Linked DNA regions of Homo sapiens: all the other regions are linked to region 1. A link is an interaction called in ENCODE POLR2A ChIA-PET data of the cell type or tissue named here. Cell type or tissue: GM12878. All regions are shown on one strand.

What was found. Peaks named below come from ENCODE experiments on the same cell type or tissue, not always from the same donor. Only the 100,000 strongest peaks of a DNase experiment are listed, where the experiment ranks them.
Region 2: POLR2A ChIA-PET joins it to region 1 with 9 read pairs; 4 of 35 experiments call an interaction of 5 or more read pairs at or near these places.
Region 3: POLR2A ChIA-PET joins it to region 1 with 5 read pairs; 6 of 35 experiments call an interaction of 5 or more read pairs at or near these places.

What each region holds. Positions count from the first base shown.
Region 1 is chr5:119,306,679-119,310,678 of GRCh38, reverse strand. It overlaps a transcript of TNFAIP8 not described here. Among named protein-coding and RNA genes, the nearest start is that of TNFAIP8, 47 kb to the left of the region's middle. In GM12878, no CTCF peak of the experiment used is centred here; a DNase peak (open chromatin) is centred at 1,598; H3K4me3 peaks cover 1,464 bases; H3K27ac peaks cover 2,416 bases.
Region 2 is chr5:119,226,831-119,230,830 of GRCh38, reverse strand. The region is part of intron 38 of DMXL1 (Dmx like 1); the gene reads right to left. Among named protein-coding and RNA genes, the nearest start is that of MIR5706, 74 kb to the right of the region's middle. In GM12878, no CTCF peak of the experiment used is centred here; no DNase peak of the experiment used is centred here.
Region 3 is chr5:119,237,368-119,241,367 of GRCh38, reverse strand. DMXL1 (Dmx like 1) reads right to left here. Exons shown (of 44, transcript NM_001290321.3): 40 at 3,954-4,000; 41 at 2,288-2,379; 42 at 897-949. Among named protein-coding and RNA genes, the nearest start is that of MIR5706, 85 kb to the right of the region's middle. In GM12878, no CTCF peak of the experiment used is centred here; no DNase peak of the experiment used is centred here.

The DNA of each region.
Region 1 (4,000 bases):
ATTCTTAGTAGAGACAGGGTTTTACCATATTAGCCAGGATGGTGTCAAACTCCTGACCTCAAGTGATCTACCTGCCTCGGCCTCCCAAAGTGCTGGGATTACAGGTGTGAGCCACCGCACCTGGCCTCAAAGCATTTTAATAAGCCTTCAGGACTAGGCTTTGGCCCAGACCAGGTTTCGCTCTCTCTCCTCTCAAAGTTTTCTGAGATCTTCTTCCTTGTCCCTACCGTGAGAGGTGCCCTGTAGTCCTCCAGTGGGCGCTGCCTTGGCCTACAGCCTTTGGCCTTCTCCAGCGAAGTATCCCTGCTGGGGTAACTGTCCTAGGAGAAGTTCAATTTCTGGGAATTAGCACAGAATTCCCTCCACTCAGGGCTCTCCCAGGACGACCTTACCATGTTTCTAGCCTCAGCCCAGTGTCTACCAGCCGTAGTACCTCATCTTGTGGAGGGAGTCCAGGGAGCGAAAGAGTGACATCTGTTTCCTAACCTCTACATCAGCAAATGCATCTGAGTTCTGACAGATACAATTAGCCTCAATGTAGCTGATTTCCACAGCTCTAAAAACCATCTCCTTGGGGAAGAAAACCTCTCCCCATAAAAGAAATCAAAGATGGACAGAAGAAGGGAAAAGAACAGCCACTTTTTGAGATCCTACTAAGTGACAATGTGCCAGATGTTTTATTCAGGTCATCCCAGTTGGCCCTCCACAGTCCTGTGTGTCTGGTTTTATTTCTTCCCATTTTCAGTGGGAAAACAGTGGCTTAAAGAAGCAAATGACTTGACTAGCCAAAGCCTCACGCTTGGGAAGCATTAGAGCTGAAATTCAGGTAATGGTCCGCCCCAGACTTCTTGAGCCCGCATGTTAAATGCCAATAAGACAAGAGCAGAATTTTCCAACCTGAGGCCCACAGACTCCCTAGCAGCCCCTAGATGGGCTTTGGGGTTATCAGAATGTCCTGAGACTGGGGTGATGTGTCTTTTGTGAGTGGGGAGTCACTCTGAATGCTCCCACATTGCCTCCCCTGCTCCTCCCATAGTCTGAACACCGATGCTTCGATCACGTGCAGAACTACCCACCCTGCTCTTCTGCCATTTCCTCTATTGTTATCTTTTCATTATAGTCTTGAGAGCCATCTTCTTGCCATCTTATTTAAACAACTGTTGAAAGGGAATCCCTTTTGGAGAATGTGCTGGAGCGAGCCACAGCTGCCCCTGTGGCAGCTGCCCCTGTGACAAGCATCACCACCCTCAAGCTTTCATCAGATTCTCAAAAGGGTCCAGAAACCAAAAAAGGATTGAAATCTAGTCAGGAACACTTCTACAGTCTTTTTTTCCTTTAACAAATAAAAACTAAAAATGCTGCTGAAAGTATGGTAAGTGTCTTCCAAAGGTGTCCATTCAGAGATGCAGAGGCACCCACAGAAAAGCCCTCAAGTGACCACATTTCATCTTGGCACAATAAAATTATTATTTGTCACTGAAGGTGAGAAAGTAGAATACCAATGCATGTTGCAGAGGCTTTTAACACAGAGGAAGGAAGTTGTGGTTTGAGTAGAGGAGGAAACTGCAGTAAAGGTCTTTGATCTTTGTATTTCACAAAAAGCAACTGAAAATGTAAATAACTGTCTCCTTCAATGCCACTTGACAGTTAACAAGAAACAGTTTAGCAATTTTATCACATACATGCACAACTGCTTTTGCCTTTTTACCAGGCTATGATAGATAACTGGAGAGAGCATGAGTCAAATGGAGCAACAAGGAGCACGCTGGCTCAGATGCTCTTCCAGTGCAATATCAGAATGGTCTTTTTTTTTTTTTTTTTTTTGAGATGGAGTCTCACTCTGCAACCCAGGCTGGAGTGCAGTGGCACAATCTTGGCTCACTCTGCCACCTGGGTTCAAAAGATTCTCCTGCCTCAGCCTCCCGAGTAGCTGGGATTACAGGCACCTGCCACTGCACCTGGCTAATTTTTGTAGTTTTAGTAGAGATGGGGTTTCACCGTCCTGAAAGGCTGGTCTTCAACTCCTGACCTCGTGATCTACCCGCCTCGGCCTCCCAAAGTGGTGGATTACAGGCATGAGCCACTGTGCCCAGCCTAGAATGGTCTTAAGAAAGACCAAAAAAGCTTATACAGTCAAGACCATTTATTAAGTGCCAACTGTTTAAGACCTCCTCCCAAGGCCAACCCTGATGCAATGGAAACCTTTCAGTGCCAAGAGGCAGGAAGGCACAGCCTACATGATGCACTGCACACACAGCTGGGAAACCAAAAAAAAAAAAAAAAAAAGGTGGGAAACGTAGAAGAGAGAAAAATATAGATTTCAAAGCTAATTAAACAGAAAGAGAGAAACAGATGTGAGGGACAAAACTTGCCAACACCAAGCCCTTGGGAAATGATACAGATTCCCCTAGGAGAGTTCACAGGCGGCAGACTTCTGGAAAACCTGCAGGAAAGAGGGAATGCTGTCATTTGCAAGAACGCTATCAGTTCACAACTAGTGTGCCTTCCTGTAATATTTATCTAATAATATTATTTTAATATCAATTATCAGTTGGGCAAGAGGTGCAAAATGCCACATGTTGCACCACAAGAAGTTTGCTCATCTGTAAATTACAGGGGTTAGAATAAACTTCTAACTTCTCTAAGTAACATGATATTAGTATTTTTCAAGGTGCTGTTTGTGATTTGATTTTTCCTTGCAATGAGGCTCTTTAGCAAATGAAGGCTGGCTTTTAAATCACATGTGCAGACTCCAAAGGACAGTACTAGCTACTGATAAACATGGGGTGTCTGCAAAACTCTGGCTTGTTTCCAAGATTGCTCCAATGGGAAAACAATTAAAACTACATTCTCACTATTAAATTAGAATAATTTCCAAATAAATCTTGAAGGACATATACATATATACACACAGTCTTACTAAAATACACTTGCATTTCCATGATTCTAAAATACCATTGGTTGTAAGATGCACAATTTAACGCAGAATTTTTTGGGGAAAAGACTGTAGTATTATCTGTGCACCTGCATTATACAACATATCTCCAATTGAGAATTGTTAAAAAATGAAAAATATGCACCTTAGAATTGAAACACGATGGTATGAATGGATACATAGAGATGCTTAACTATATGCATCTATCCATCTTTCCAGAAATTTTTCTCTACAAGGAACCTTGGCAGAAGCTGCTCATTTGTGTGTTTGGTTCTTTCTAACACTGAAAAACACAGAAGCTAGCAAAAGATTTTTTTAAGTTGTACAAAAAAAGTACTGTATGTACACCTTCTGACTCAGCAATTACACTTCCAGAAACTTATAAATATAATTGCTTGTATGTAATGACATATAAACGTGGTTGTTTATTGCAGCATTATTTATAACATAAAAATCAGTAAAGAACAAGAATGTTCAACAATAAGCGAATTCTTAAACCATAGTATATTTGTGGACTTGGAATACAGAATACATATCTTAATATGGATTTAGAATATGGAATACTACGAAAGAAAAAGAATGAAGTAGATTTCTCTCCTTCCTAATATGAACTGATGTTCAAAGTATTTAATGTGGAAAAAAGGCGAGTCCCAAAGAGTAATTTTCTGTATGTCATCAACTATAAAATGTACATCATTTCATATTTTAACATATTTGAAATTGGGCTGTACCAATCAATAGCATCTTAAGAGTCCACAAAAAACAGTAGTTTGATCCTATTTGTACATATATGTATGAAACGTGCATGCCTTAATATGCATAGGAAATTTCTGGGAAGCTACTTTTAACTGTAAAGTAGAAAAAGAGAAAGATGTCTTATTTGTTTTATTTTACTTTACCCTATAGCCTTTATTTAAGTATGAGGTGTTTCCTTGAATACATATTACTTCTGAAACAAACCAACCAACCAACCAAGTATAAACCATTCTAGGCTCCTAAAAGGTAATGGCTTGGATAATCACTGGGACAGGGTATCCCTTTTGGGAAAATCACTCCTAGGAAAAT
Region 2 (4,000 bases), 80 kb after region 1:
GGCTCACTGTAACCTCCACCTCCTGGGTTCAAGTGATTCTCCTGCCTCAGCCTCCTGAGTAGATGGGACTACAGGCGTGTGCCACCACGCCCAGCTAATTTTTTGTATTTTTAGTAGAGGTGGGGTTTTACCATGTTAGCCAGGTTGGTATCAATCTCCTTACCTTGTGATCTGCCCGCCTTGGCCTCCCAAAGTGCTGGGATTACAGGCGTGAGCCACTGTGCCCGGCCCAGATATCCTTTTTATAAACGACTGAGTTTGATATTTTGTATCTGGCAGATCGCCAAAATTTAGAAGGAAAACTATAGAATCTGCTTCTGCCTGTATGTTTGTGTATGACTTTATATATGTTAAATATATGTAATATTTTTCTATCACCAGATGGTATTGTCAAAATTAATTTTTAATAATTATATCTAACGCACTTAAAATAAGCACTTATATAAATTAAGTATTCCTTAAACTTTTAGAAAGATAGAAACAGACCCAAATGTTTTTCAAGTTCATCTGATGTGGGATAATCTTTGGTAAATGAAAGCAAATTTAAGTTTGTTGGTTTAATTAAAGCAGGCATATCCTTAAGAGTTACCAGCACTAAATATAATGTGATATACAACTTTTATTTTACTTAGGCTTACTAGTCAAATACACTCATGTTATCTTTGTTACAAAATTTGTCAGCAAAAAATAAATAATGACTAACTTGATGGCTGGCCTTGTCTGGTGTTATGTCTACTTCAAAACAGTTTTCCAAATCCCTTTGACAACTTATACCCTTAGTATTTCATTAAGTTAAATTAAATGATGGATATTAATTGAATATCTAGATCACTTCCAAATTACATAAAATACTAAAACATTAATTGCTAAACATAAGCTTATCTACTTTTGGCTTCTTATTGCAGAAGAATAAAGATATTTGGGTCTGTTAGTAAAGGTGTCCTGTGACACACTGAAAAACTATACTATGAAAAAGAACATGCTTCTGTAAATTATGAAAGATATAGATTTGCTACTCTATAGAATGCTGGTGTGACTGACAGTGCACAACTGCTTATTACCTAGTTTTCACTAGAAACTAACATTACTAACAGTTAAGAATTCTAATCAATATATGTAATTAAAACTACTGAAAATAGATAAATAATTTTGTATGTCAGGAAAGTAAGATGTTTTTGGAATGTGAAGCTATGAGGTATGAAGGATGTTTTTCTTATGGGAAAAAGAATAATTTTTGTCCTAAAGCAGACTGTTCCATATTGGGAAAGAGGAAGAGTACAGAACAAAATATGCATGGATACGAGAATGCTATACAGGGTTTGTGTAAGAGGAATTTGGAAAAATAATTTTATGTGTGGCCAAGCTGGCTAATATGTGTGTATTTATATATGTTATTAAAAGAATGATGAGCCTTAATATCAGAAGTACATTGGTGCAAAGTTTTACTGGAGTATTGGTTTTCTCTTGACAAGAGATTATGAAAGGTTTTCCTTTACCTTTTAAGCAATCTGACCACAAAATCGAGATTTTGTTTTATCAAGATAATTTCCTGTGCTTCATGTCTTTTTAGGTCTTTGATTACCTAGACCTAATGTTAATATTATTATTTTTACCTTTTAAGCAATCTGACTACAAAATCGAGATTTTGTTTTTTTGTCTTTTTTTTTTTTCCTTTATTGTGGAGAATGGGGTCTCCCTATATTGCCCAGGCAGGTCTTGAACTCCTGGGCTCAAGCTATCCCCACACCTCTGCCTCCCTAAGAGGTGGGATTACAGACATGAGTCACCGCGCCCAGCCGAGATTTTGTTTTATCAAGATAATTTCCTGTGCTTCATGTCTTTTTAGGTCTTTGATTACCTAAGACCTAATGTTAATATTAACATTATTATTAAATTAGCTATATTTCAATATTAAAATATCTAAGGTTTTTTTCCTACAACATTAAAATAGCTAAGGATTTTTCTACAACAACATAACTTTCTGTATTTGCCTTTGATGTCTTTTAATTATCACTCTGGTTAAATATTTTTCCACAGTAACCTTACTATAATCAAGTGTTTTAAACTGTTTGATATTTTTGACAAATTTCCCAAAAATACATTATAAATGAAGTACTTTTGACCTCACTCTAACTTTGCGAGTTTCCAAAGGGCCCTTGCAATATCTCAAAAAAAATTTGTTCTCACTCCCTCTAAAAAGAAGAATGTTAAAATAATTAGGCTTAATTGATATGTTAAATTGCATGGGAAGCATTGTCAAATAACGGTGATACCTTCTTATATTATATTTGTATGGGTATATACTATTAGATAAGTATTCCAGAAATTGCATGAAGGTTCTAAAAATCTGATGTGTCCTTGTATAATGTTATCAGCCATACTTTCAGTTATTTTGTTAAAATATTGTATGCCACAGAAGCAATCAAATTTACTTGTCAATTGTGCATTATGATAATGAATTGATCTTTAGTCATGGCCATGTTAAGTCTTTTGTCACTGACAGATGGTTATTGTTTCTCCTGATCTTCACTGAAAGTGTCTGCAAGTAACTATAATCCTAAAGTGCTCTGTCTTCAAGGAGATTCATAGAAAAGACTCTGAAAGGTACTGGTTTCTGATAACATTTAGATCCTATCATTGGACAGTGTAAGAACTTCCAGAACTCTAAGGGAAAAAACTTATAAATTCATTAAACTGCTAACCAAGATCAAGTCGAACAAGAATTAAGTATGAGAGGCTGAATAACTTATTGAAGAAAATCTATGGTTTTTTAATAATTATGGTTTTGAAACATTGCTAGGTCTTTATTTTGTTTTCCAGATTTAAGAAAACTTTTTTCTTTTCTCTTAAGCTATTCAGTAGTTTATGGAAATTTGGCAAAGTATGCCTTCGTGAACAAAGATAAAACAATTACTTTTTCTCTCTACCTGATCCCTCCAGAATTTGGAAGCTATTAGTGAGTATTCTTATTTTCATGGCAATATAGTTATTTGCATAAGTTCAGTAAGAATCTGTTCTTTACAGCTTGCCAGGAGTAAAAGCAAAAAGAACCTGTCCTTCTTATAGCAGGACATAATTGGAAACATCGGTCGTATTACCAAGGCTTTGACTCATATATCATATTGGAGACTATGCACAGAATCAGATATCACCCAGACAGCTTTAAGGAACCAAAGGCTGACAGAGCAAATAAGATACCTTGAAAAAAAACCAAAAAACAGAAAAACTGGCCTGGTACTGTACATATATAGTCCCTTACATGGTTGCCTTACAGAAGAGTAAAGACTATCACTTCCTGGCAGACAAAGGAACCCCAGGATTTTCTGAGGACCTCAAGAAAAGAGCAATCAACCCAAATCTATAGGACTGCAGGTGAAATCAGATGGCAAGTCCTTGGCTTGACTTCTGAGCCTCAAGAGGTTTTTAAAAATCTTATCTGAGATTCCTTATTAATGTTCCAGCAGAGCAGACTTCACTTTTACTCAGCTAGGCTTATATAGAACCTATCAAGTGTATGATTTCAACAAATACTTATTAAAAAGGGAAAACACATTAAACATTTTAGAAGGGGAAAAAAATTAAACAGGGAAAACACATTAAACATTTTAGAAGGGAAAAAAAATGACCCAGTGTGACATAAAATACATATTTGGTCTTTGTCCCTGGATCCTGGCATACAGCTACTAAAACCCATGGAAGAGCACCTGAATTTATGCTAATGCAGTGTCTTAGATGGGGTCCCACAGATAGCCTAAAGCATTGAAACTTTCAGTTCCACTCGCCAACCTCCAGAAAAGGGTGGGAAAGGGAGCTGGAGATTAAGTTCTATAAAAACTCTTGAACAAGGAGATCTGATGAGCTTCTTGGCTGGTGAACACATCCATGTGCCAGGTTTGTAGTGCACCCTAACTCCAAGGGGAGAGAAGCTCCTCTGCTTAGGAGTCTTACAGACCTCATTCTATGTACTTTTCATCTGTTTCTTTTATAATAAACTGATAAA
Region 3 (4,000 bases), 69 kb after region 1:
AGTAGAGATGGGGTTTCACCGTGTTAGCCAGGATTGTCTAGATCTCCTGACCTCGTGATCCACCCGCCTTGGCCTCCCAAAGTGCTGGGATTACAGGCATGAGCCACTGCGCCCGGCCTCAGACAGAAAATTCATCTTGTAAACAGATGACATAAACTTTACAATATCAATAAATACAGTACACTACTGTATGTACTCATGATTTTCATAACATTTTCTTTTTTCTAGCTTCCTATAAAACACATATACAAAATATGTGTTAATTGACTATATTAATAATAAGGTATCCAGTAAACACTAGGCTATTAGTAGTTAAATTCTGGGGGGAATAAAAAATTATGATTTTCATCTGTGCAGGGGTCAGCATCCCAATCCTTATGTTGTTCAAGGGTCAACTGTATATTGACCTTGTATCCTGGGACCTTGCTATACTTGTGAATTTATTTTGTAGATTCTTTGGGATATTTTATAGAAAATTATGTTTTCTGTGAATAAAGACAGTTTTATTTCTTCCCTTCCATTTATATACATTTTATTTCCTATTATTGTGTTACTGCATTAGCTAGGAATTCCAGTGCAATGTTGAATAGGAGTGGTAAGAGGGGACATAATATTGAGTTTACATCATGTTTACAACGATAACCTGTGGCTATCAGATTCAAAGTAAAGACAAATGATTTTTATATTATCGATGTCTCACTGTCCCCCATCAAGGTATAGTGAAGAGTTAATTACGTATATTGCATCTTTTTGCTTTCAAATCCTGCCATCCTGGGCAAAAGAAATCTCATGGGTTAATAAATATATGTGTCATCAGTAACAAATCCACTTATAAATAATATTTAGCTTATGAATTTCCTGACTTTCAAAATTTATAAAATGCTTTGAAAACTTACCATGGACTAAACTATTGGCAGGTGCTACAAGAGTATCCCACAAACATACGTTTCTGGAAAAAAAAAAAAAGATTACTTCTGAGTGACACAAAAGCTAACAATAAAAAATATGTCATATATAACTGTGTGACCTTTAAACCTTGCTGTCACAGAAGGTTCTTAAATTTATAAAAGCAACAAATACAAGTAACCAACAAATTTATATGAAACTAATTTTTATATAAAAAAAAGAATGCAGTGGTGGAATCTTGGCTCACTGCAGCCTCGACCTTCTGGGCTCAAGCAATCTTCCCACCTCAATGTCCCGAGTAGCTGGGACTACAGATGTGTGCCACCATGTCTGGCTAATTTTTTAAATTTTTTTTTGTAGAGATGGAGTCTCCCTATGTTGCCCAGGCTGGTCTCAAATTCCTGGGCTGAAATGATCCTCCTGCCTCAGCCTGCCAAGGCACTGGGATTACAGGCATGAGCCAACATGCTCTGGCTACAATTTTTTGTTTTTTTTTTTTTTTGAGATGGAGTTTTACACTCTTGTTGCCTAGGCTGGAGTGCAATGGTGTGATCTTGGCTCACTGCAACCTCTGCCTCCCAGGTTCAAGCGATTCTCCTGCCTCAGCCCCCAGAGTAGCTGGGATTACAGGCACCTGCCACCACGCCTGGCTAATTTTTTGTATTTTTAGTAGAGATAGGGTTTCACCATGTTGCCCAGGCTGGACTCAAACTCCTGGCCTCAAGTGATCCGCCCACCTCGGCCTCCCAAAGTGCTGGGATTACAAGCATGAGCCACTGTGCCCGACCCACAATTTTTACAGAAAATTTAAAGCTACTATTATAGCTTAAAAATTTGAATAACTTTAGATTAACATGCGTTTACAAATAATAATATATGAAGTCTGAATATGGAAACTTCTTTTTGTATTCACTGAATCTCTAACAGTTGGACTGACATACATTAACAGGAGAGATGCTGAATTTTCTTAAGCACAAAGAAAACTTGTTTCTACTGTGTGGGGGGACCAACATACGTAAGAAATATCTACGGAAGACGAGCTGAAGAATCTATAGTCTTACAATCCTGTTTCTAGTGCAAAGTGTGGCCTTACAGATAAATATATAAGCTAAGCAAACTCAGTGGGCCTTGATCTCAGAACTCAGTTATATAACAGAAATCAAAAGAGGCAGACAGATACTGGGGCAGGAGATGACACTTTCTTACAACCACAGCTTTTGGGGGTGGGGCTGGAATAACATGGCCAATAAATAATAGTTTTTAGAATAAAAATACTGTATCTAAAGCCATAAGTAAACTTTAGTCAAACACAAGGACAGAAACAATAAAAAAAAGTTCAGCTATACTTTCTCATACTTCAATTTTAGCTATCATCTCTTACCTATTGTCAGTTGAAAGACCAGCTGTAGCTATCAGAGAGGAGGAACTAACGAAGACAAAATCATTGGCTGTTTTGTTATGACACTGCCAAGTCTGGAATGGTTACAAACAATACGTGTTACTCCTCTCACTAAAAATGTCATAACCAGGTAAATGTATTCTTCGAAAAGTGATCATGTAGTTTCTGGCTTTCTTAAATCCTCTGTATCGTTTTTTTCCTTTGAACTTTAGAAAAATTGTAAAAGTAATACAGAGAACTTTCATATACCTTTTACCCAGATGCAGCAACTTTTTAACATTTTGGCACATTTGTTTTGCCTCTACTTCTCTTTCATATTTGTAGACACCCACGCATACACACACTTTTCCTGAACTATTTAAGTAGGCTGCATATATCATGACCCGTTATGAATCTCTTTGCTTTTGTTCAACCAAAAGTTCAAAGGAAAACATGAGGTTAAACTTAAAGACCTTCTCCTAGCATAGTGAAAATTTCTGTTTCAGAAGATAGAAACTAGAATTTTAGATGATACCAGACTTTTGTTAAATAATTGACATATATTTTTCAAAAATATTTAAGCTTTTAAAAATTCAAGTACATGAAAAAAATTACTAATAGTCATCAAAATTAGAAAACATATAGCATTTTTCAATATTCTACCAAACAGTACACTTAATTATGAGGTTTCTTCATTTATAAAAGCTTCAAAATTATGTTTTACATATTTCTCTTTAATAAAAAATGATTTTTTTTAAGTATCCCAAAATCACCACACCAAAGATTATTCCTTTGAGCCAACTCCCCATTTCCCCTGGAACACTACTGGAGCTGGGCTAGATGATGTGTCCTTAAAACAGACAAAATCCTCTTAATCTCCAAAAGCCAGTTATTCATAATTTAAACCAATTCATTTTTTTAAAAGTTAAAAAAAACAGTCCCTTAGAGAACAAACTTATACATCTAAATCTTTAAGCTTAATAAAAATATGAGAAACAGTTAATATTCTTTCAAGGTACCCTAATCAATCCTCCCATGCTTGCTTGCTTTTACTTAGATCAGTACTGTATTCTAGCAATTAACCTTGGGCAAATTACCAGAATCTTAACCTATATTCTTAACTTTTTTTCTGATAGGAATTGCTTAGTCCTATAAAGAGCTTCACTGAAGATATGAAATATAAATTCAGTATTCTATGAAGCCACAGAAAGTTCATAAAAGCCTGCATAATCCTAAATTAAAAGAGATGAACAAGAAAATAACAGTACCAGCTATAGGATGTCCTTTTCACTTTGTTTGTTCATAAGAGATAATTGCAGAAAAATAACCAGACGCATTGGTCTGGTAATCATTCTATTTAGGCATAATATAATAACCAGTTTAGTGAGGTTAGAAAAGGGCTCTAGTAATCCACAAGATGTATAGGTATCTGGGGGTATCATGTTGCTTCTATACATGTCAACTTCCCAAATTATCAGAGACTAAGGAATTTTATGCTTCACAGAGTAATTTTCACATAACACAAGGACAGAATCTTACAGCAAAGTGACTGAGAACACAGGACTATATTTTATTTATTAGTTCTATATTTCTTGTCTCAAATACGTATTCTTGGTTTATTTAAAATGAAAATTCAAATTTTATTTAAAGGTAGAAATTCTTGGCTTACCAGGTATGGCTTAGGCATGCTTCCAGTAACTGGACAACATTTCCAGT